3 separate regions of the Mus musculus genome follow, and regions 2 and 3 are each linked to region 1. A link is a loop called in an ENCODE intact Hi-C map of the cell type or tissue named here. Cell type or tissue: heart. All regions are shown on one strand.

Region 1 (2,500 bases):
ACACCAAAAAAAAAAAAAAAAAAAAAAACACCGCGCAAAGATTAAAAACTACCAACAGACCATGTTTCTCTAACTTCAGGAAGCTCTGGAATTCATTCTCTCGGCGGAGAAAGGTTTATTATTCTCCAAAGAAAACCGCTTGTTGCTCTTCAAAATCCCCTCCAGCAGAAACGGGACTGCGAGGGAACCGGTCCAGAACTTTTGCTTCGCTCTTTGGTGAAAAGACCTAAGGTCGGAGTCACCAGCGCAGGCGCCACCACCGCAAGCCAACCCACCGGAAACCCGCGGTTAATCTCAGGCTAGCCCCGTTAGGCGATGGGCAACCGGGTGCACAGGAGCTCCGTGCGCCGTCGCTCTGCACACCTGGCTCGCCCATCACCTGCCGGCAGCCGCCGCAGGCCGAATGGAGACGCCAACTTTCCGAGCAGGGCGCGGCGGACCGCCGTGTCCTCGAGGACGGGCCCCGAGGCCGCCCGGGCCAGGCGAGAGCGGGGAACGCAGGCCCCGGCGGGCTCGCGCCGCAAACTCGGCGGCGGCCCGGGTGGGCGGCGCGGCCCTCGGCGGCGCCCGCGCCCTCCCTCGCCGCAGCCCGGCCTGGCGCGGCGCCCCTCACCTTGGAAACCTGGGGTGGACTCCGCCGTCAACATGAACTTCCCATGCAGCCGGCGGCCGTGCCGCCGCCGCCTCCAAGCGCCTCGGCCCGGCTCGGCCTCCGCGGCCGCGTTCCCCGCGTGACCCGGCGCACGCCTCCTGCTCAGGAACCCGGAGCTGCCCGCGACCCTCCACCGTACCGCCGACGACTCGGGAGAACCCCGCGCAGCCCCACGCCCGCCAGCTCCGCCCGGCTCTGGTCGGGCCGCTTCACGAAAGCCCAGGGCGCAGGCGCGGCGAGGGCCTTAAAGAGCCCCGGCCGGCCTCTACGGCATAATGGGTTCGAGCAGGTTAGGGCCCCGGCCGCGCTGGCGAAGCCGAAGCAGAAGCCGAAGGGATTGGACCGAGAGGAACGGAGGCGGGGAGATCCCTCTCGGTCCTCCGCCCCTCTTCCCAAGCGCCCAGCCCTCGGCCATGCAAACTGCTGACTTCCCAGTCTCTCGAGCCGCCCCTGGCCAGTCAGGGAAGCACAAGACACGCCCCCTCGGAGCCCCCCGGGCGAGCATCCGCGCAGGCCTGGGGCGCGCACAGCGACGCGCAGCTTTGCGAGGGCTGCCCGGAGTCTCACTCCCAAAAACATAATATTAATCAAATGGCACTCGCGGTGGTAAAACAGGTCTTCCACTAATCCTCTAGAATAAACCGTGGGTTTTTTCGGAGTCCGGCAGAGGGTGGGCAATTATCCAACACCAACCAAGAAATTCTTAGAAGGAAATTACTTAGTTTGGGACAAAAACAGCCTATTCATTTGGGTCCTGTCAAAGGAATTGCAGGCAACAAAAAAAAAAAATAATAAAGGCAATATAAATCATTTTTGTTATATACTTGAAAGTGACCAAAAGGATAGTAATTACCATCAAGCAGTCAGAAAAGCTCTAAAATTGTTTACTAATATGATACCACTGGCTTTTACATTTAGATTTGTAAGACCTGTCCAGAAAAAGTTCCACTATCACAAGCACTTCTAGAAAAGACTATTTTTCAACAAGATTAGGATAAGAAATGGGAAGTAAAACCATGTCCTCCACCCAGCTTTGAAATTTTCAAAATAGTCTGAGGCAATTTTTTTTTTTTTTGCATAACTTAGGTCGGGTTATTAATGGCAATGTAACAACTTCATTGTACCAGGCAGTCTTGGCGCATGCCTTTGATCCCTGCACTTGAGTGACAGAAGCAAGCAGATCTCAGAGTTCAGGGCCAACCTGGTCTACAGAGTTTCAGGAGAGCCAAGGCAACACCACCCTGACTCAAAAAACAAACAAAAAACTTCATCATAATTTAATGTATCTACCCCATAGCAAAAGAAAAAAAAGTATAATGTACCTTTCCAATTTATCTGCAAATTCTTTGCTTTTATCTGCTAAAGTTTCCTTGAATCTCTCTCATCTCCTTCATCAGCAACCACCTTAGTTAAAATTACCCTGACCTGCAGATAGTGTAAGGACACTGACCTAGCCTATTTTATCCACATCCCCTCCTACCCTTCTCCAAATCTCAAACCACAAGAAGAATTTTTGTTCAAATACTGTACCATGTGACCTTGTTGCTGTTCAGTATCCCATTCTTTTGGGGAAAAAAAAATTACCCTAACCAAGCCCTCCAGGGCCAGGCACCTTGCCTACCTCTCCAGCTCCCCTCTCTGCTCAGACCATGTTCATCCTCTCCTTTCTCCAGCCACAATGACCCTTTCCTCCCTCACAAGAGTTTTTGCAAACTTCTAATACCTGGGAAGTTTTCCTGGCCTCACCTTCTTACCTGGGCCTTAGTCTCTGGGTCTGAGAAATGCCTCTTGAAAACCCGCCTATGTTAGTCCTGTCAATCCCTTTCCAGGACACTGTAATTATAGGAC
Region 2 (2,500 bases), 62 kb before region 1:
TTACTCTCATGAATCTATATATTTAAGGGCAAAACAAATTATTGTTTTAAGACTTAGTGCCTCACATAACACAACCGTTTTAAATTTCTCTAGCTAAGCATGGTGGTGATGGAGCTCACACATGTTCACATGTTCATATGTCTTCAGTTAATTATGAATATATTCCAGTCTTCTTTCAGACACTGCTGAGGGTAGAAAATGAACTGTAACCCAACACATTCTGAGAGGGATGAAAATTGTCATTTTTATTGTGGTGATTATACAACCTCTCTACATTTAAACACATCAAATTTCATACTTAAATTTCACAAATTATGTAAAAAAGAAAGACTTAAAATGGTCTAGCTCTACTTAAATCATTTCTGAAACCAAACAAAAGTGCATTAAATATCACAGATTACAGTTAGCAAAATAGGACTAGAACCTAAAGCTCTTCACAGCATAGGAAGAGCTATGAAGATGGCAGGAGTGGGTGGTAGCAGAAGGAAGCTGTACTAGAAACTCATTACCTCCTGCTGGAGTGTGGGTTGTAAGCACTGACCGTGAGAGGTCAAACATTCATAAACTTGTACTTAAGGGAAGACTATAAACAAATCAGCAATAACTGTACTTACTTCCCATCACTGGCATATCCACTACTTTGAAAAATATTTCTTCTGTCAAAAAATGCAATGGATAAAATTCTGATTCTCTCTCAATTAAAATCTCTCATAATTTTGCTACATATGACATTGGTAAGATAAATGCTTGAATCTTAATTTTGAGGGCAGTATATTTTTAAAATAGTTCACATATAATGTTCTTGAACATACCATGCATATGGGCAGTCTAATATATTACACAGGAGTAAGCAACAAAGCCCTTTGATATCTTCTCAATACACTTAGCCATTTACATTTACTATTTTCATCTTAATTTCTGTCTTGACTAGAAAAGGGTCCACTAAAAAAACTTAAAGAATTATAAAACTGTAGCTATTGCTACAAAATAACATGTTTGTCTTGACATAGCAAATTAACTTTCACTAAGACTCAAAATAGATTTCTAAGAATTCTTATAGAATCATAAACAAGGCCACATTCACAAACCTAAATTTCACTTACTGTTTTCTGTGAGAAACACGTGACTACATTAAAGCCTGGTGCATCTCTCATTTCCTAAGAATGCAATTTCTACTATTTCTACAATAATTTTGCAAGGCATTTTAATATCTTAGATATAAAACTTGAACTTGGAAGTTCACTCGAAGCTATGCTGCTAAATTTCACTTATTCAATATATCCTCATAGCTTTATTTCTATGAGCTACAATTTACTATAATTTAAGAGTTCATCCTCCTTGTGCGGAAAGGGAAATAAACTCTGAAGTAAACATCTGCTTTCTCCTTGGTAAATGTTAGCTGCATAATACAGGTCTATTCAACCTTCAGAGGTAAGTGTGGAGGTTCTTTCTGTTACATTTAGTCAGAAATGCCTAAGCACAGTCTGCTCGTCTTCGTCAGCCCGGGTGACTCTGGCTGTAAACCAGCACTCTGTCCACTTGGCTCACTGTCACGCAGAGGTCAGCATTAGCTGTAGTCTATGCCTCACAGCTTTAATGCATCAGAACTGCAGCTGGTGCTCTTGCAAGCATGAGAGCAGCCTCTCCTTCCAAACAAACAGCTCCCCACTAACAGCTCATTTCCATTTCATTGCTAAGAATTCTATTTTTCTGTTTCAGACCTTGTTATTACCTAAATCTCACATAAAGGCAGAACAAACTACTGCAGTTGTGGTCCTTTTAATATTACTTTAATATACCCATTTTTCTTAACTGCCTTCACTAATAGGAAAAAAACATGTTTATGGCTTTCACTACCCTTTTTCCTTTTAGGCTTTAACTTTTGAATGCAGATAATGATGTTCCTTAGTTTTACTGAGTAAAGTCAATGACTTTGCAGTCATTGTATCTGCTGTTCTGGCTTCTTCAGAACTGTAGGTTTGACAGACTTTCTCTTCCTCCAGTTCCTACTTGAGAACAGAAGCAACAAGTTCCTTATAAAGCTGTTAAGCTTTTTTTCCTTCTAATCCTCACAATCCGTTAAGCTCGATTTACTCTGAATGTGACAATGGGAAATTATGACTCAATTTTATGACACCTGTGCCAACTAGTTTTTTTTGTTGTTGTTTTGTTTTTTGGGTTTTTTTTTGGGGGGGGGGGTTGAGACAGGGTTTCTCTGTATAGCCCTGTCTGTCCTGGAACTCACTTTGTAGACCAGGGTGGCTTCGAACTCAGAAATCTGCCTGCCTTTGCCTCCCGAGTGCTGGGATTAAACGCGTGCGCCACCACACCTGGCTGTCAGCTAGTTTTTATGTCAGCTTAACACAGCTAGAGTCATCTGTGAGGAGGGAACACCAATTGAGAAAATGCCTCAGTAAGATCAGGCTGGAGGCAAGCCGGTAGGCCGTTTCTTAAATAGAGATTGATTTGGAAGGGCCCAGCCCATTTTGGGTGGTGCCAT
Region 3 (2,500 bases), 80 kb before region 1:
CATTAGCATTACCCAGCAGTGTCTGAGCAGCCTGGTATAAACAACCACAACAAACAGGACAAAAACAACTTAGAAGTGGCCATTTATCAATTCAGATCAGGTTCTGCCTCCAAATGAACCTGTGTAAAATTTAAGAAAAAACTTTTGTGATTCAGGTGTTCGGGATTGTAAAACTGGGAATTATAGGCTTTTACTATTTAAAGTGAGAATATTCAAATTAATTTTGATATTCGAGTAGAGTGAAAATAATGTTAATACAAATACTATCCAGATACTTTATATAAGTGAAAAATGAGCTTTAAAGATTACTCAAAGACAAATCATAAGCCTTAATCACAAAAAACCTTAATGAAAATGAATCTACCTATATAACTAAGGGACTGGCTTCCTTGAAAAGTTACAGTTCTTATGGAATTGTTACACTTTAACAAGGGAAATAAACAGGTTACTGGGTGTCAGAATGACAATTAATACACTAACATTAATTCCAAGATCTGCAAAAGGCAATAGAGAAGGCTGAATCAACTTAGAGCTCGCACACAAGGGTATATCAGAGCTAGTGTCCTCAGTGTACTTCACAAGGCAAAGATGAACAAATAAAAACTAAGAAAAAAATCCTGTATCCATCTGCCGAGTCTCCTTTTCTGAGTCTTTATTCATTACTTAGAAAAATTCAAAACAAGTATCTTCATAACTGAACATTTTTTTTTATTTTGCTAACAGGTGCTAAAACAATATTAAATTCAGAAACACTGTTACCAAAATGTTTAAAGAAAACTGACATCCATATAGAGAAAATTAAATTTAATACTCTGTTAATGATGAATCGGCAAGGGCAATGTGGCATTACGGTCTGCCAGCTACCACTGTGACAAGTCACAGGGACGTAACCTCACTGTGCACTACCTTATTTCTAAATGAATCCAGTTGCAATTTAGAAAGGGTCAATTCTTCAAGTTAGTACAATTCTACTGCTGCCTACAGATTTCTTCAGTCTAAATTCTAACGGCCATGAATATTGATTAGGATGTAATTTCATCTCTGGATTTCAATGACACTGATAAACCACTCAAGCTTCACTCTTGGTTTTAATGACACCAGGACGAGTTGATGGAATTACAGCTTTATATGTGCCACTGAAAGTCTTATTTTTCATAGAATAATAAAGCTTGCATATATGAGACCTACCATCTGCTAAGGAGATTAGTACTTTCTGTTAAAAGTTTCACAACTTCCCTTCAGGAATCCGCACTAGGCCTCAGATGGCATGCATCTCTTTAGTGATTTTCACACACACTTGTGCGTGTGTGTCCGTGCTGTTCTCCACTTGATGGCGCCAGCCAACTGTCCTCATTACCTAAAGCTACTTAAGTTCCTTTCATAAAAAAGGAATTTATTTTAATGCAATTTATTTTGAAAGCTTAACAGAAATTGTGCTCATTTTTCTTAACCCACTTGCGCACATACATTTCTCCTGCTCTCTCTGTTACACAAAAACATTAGTTGTGACTGCCTGCCTGCTAATATGATGAGTCAAGGGAGGAACTTCAACCTCTGCAATTACCTGCATTTTCAGGTGAGCCATTACAAGCTGCATTTTAAAGGGCTAACCCTCAAAAGGCACATCACAAAGGAGCATTAGTTAAGACATTAACTTAATCAAGGTTAAGGTTAAAACTGAGGTTTCCTCCCTGAAACTTACCCTCTGAACAAAATGAGCTAACCTTGTCTGAGAACAACCACTAAAACAAGACCAGGAAAAAAGAAGGAAAATTTACTCTGGGTGTGGCACATGCCTGTGATCCCAGCAATAAGAGACAGAGGTAAAAGAATCAATGGGATTTTGAAGCCAGTTTGGTCTATAAAGCAAAATCCAGGCTAGCCAGGGCTATATATTCAAAGTCTGTTTTCAAAAACAAACAAAACAAAACCACAAAACCCAATCCTGATAAATGTATAAAGCCCTACTGCACTGACACTCACCTTGCATTCAATCTCTGCCTGTCTGCGCTTTGCCTCACTTAACTGGGCAAGCAAGCCCTTGTTCTTCACAGACAGCGAGCACACCTTCTCCTGCAGACTGTTCACCTCTTGCTCCGCTCTTCGAAGTTGGTTACTATTGATCTGGTTCTAGTGAGAAATGCAAATAGACACACTATAGATAAAGGATGGAAATTTTTAATAATTTTTTATCTGTCCATCTTATACTTCAACAGCCTTATAAAAAGTTACTTAAAATGTGTACTAAAATGGAAGAAAGATATACAACAGCTTTTTATATATTACTTATTTAAATTACTTAATTATATTATTATATTAGTATAATTTTAGTATAATAATCCTCCGCCAATTGTGTGGCATATGTAGTTCCTGTAATTGAAAGGATGAGGAAGGATGTTCAGTAAGAGTTTAAGGACAGCCTGGGCTACACAGTGAATCTGAGGACATCCCATTCTATATAGACCTCAAAAAAAAACAAAACAAAACAAAAAAAAACCAA

The links. A loop is a pair of places that touch in the nucleus more often than their neighbours do. Peaks named below come from ENCODE experiments on the same cell type or tissue, not always from the same donor. Only the 100,000 strongest peaks of a DNase experiment are listed, where the experiment ranks them.
Region 2: a loop joins it to region 1, with 1.8 times the contacts of the local background. A loop is called at or near these places in 6 of 42 quality-filtered maps.
Region 3: a loop joins it to region 1, with 2.2 times the contacts of the local background. A loop is called at or near these places in 7 of 42 quality-filtered maps.

The regions. Positions count from the first base shown.
Region 1 is chr5:107,868,178-107,870,677 of GRCm38, forward strand. It overlaps Evi5 (ecotropic viral integration site 5), which reads right to left and starts at 871. Exons shown (of 20, transcript NM_001378824.1): 1 at 614-871. In heart, a CTCF peak has its summit at 1,123; DNase peaks (open chromatin) are centred at 364 and 1,004; H3K4me3 peaks cover 1,476 bases; H3K27ac peaks cover 1,399 bases.
Region 2 is chr5:107,806,140-107,808,639 of GRCm38, forward strand. All of the region lies in intron 13 of Evi5 (ecotropic viral integration site 5), which reads right to left. Among named protein-coding and RNA genes, the nearest start is that of Ube2d2b, 23 kb to the right of the region's middle. In heart, no CTCF peak of the experiment used is centred here; no DNase peak of the experiment used is centred here.
Region 3 is chr5:107,788,379-107,790,878 of GRCm38, forward strand. It overlaps Evi5 (ecotropic viral integration site 5), which reads right to left. Exons shown (of 20, transcript NM_001378824.1): 17 at 1,984-2,130. Among named protein-coding and RNA genes, the nearest start is that of Ube2d2b, 41 kb to the right of the region's middle. In heart, a CTCF peak has its summit at 1,333 (motif pointing right); no DNase peak of the experiment used is centred here.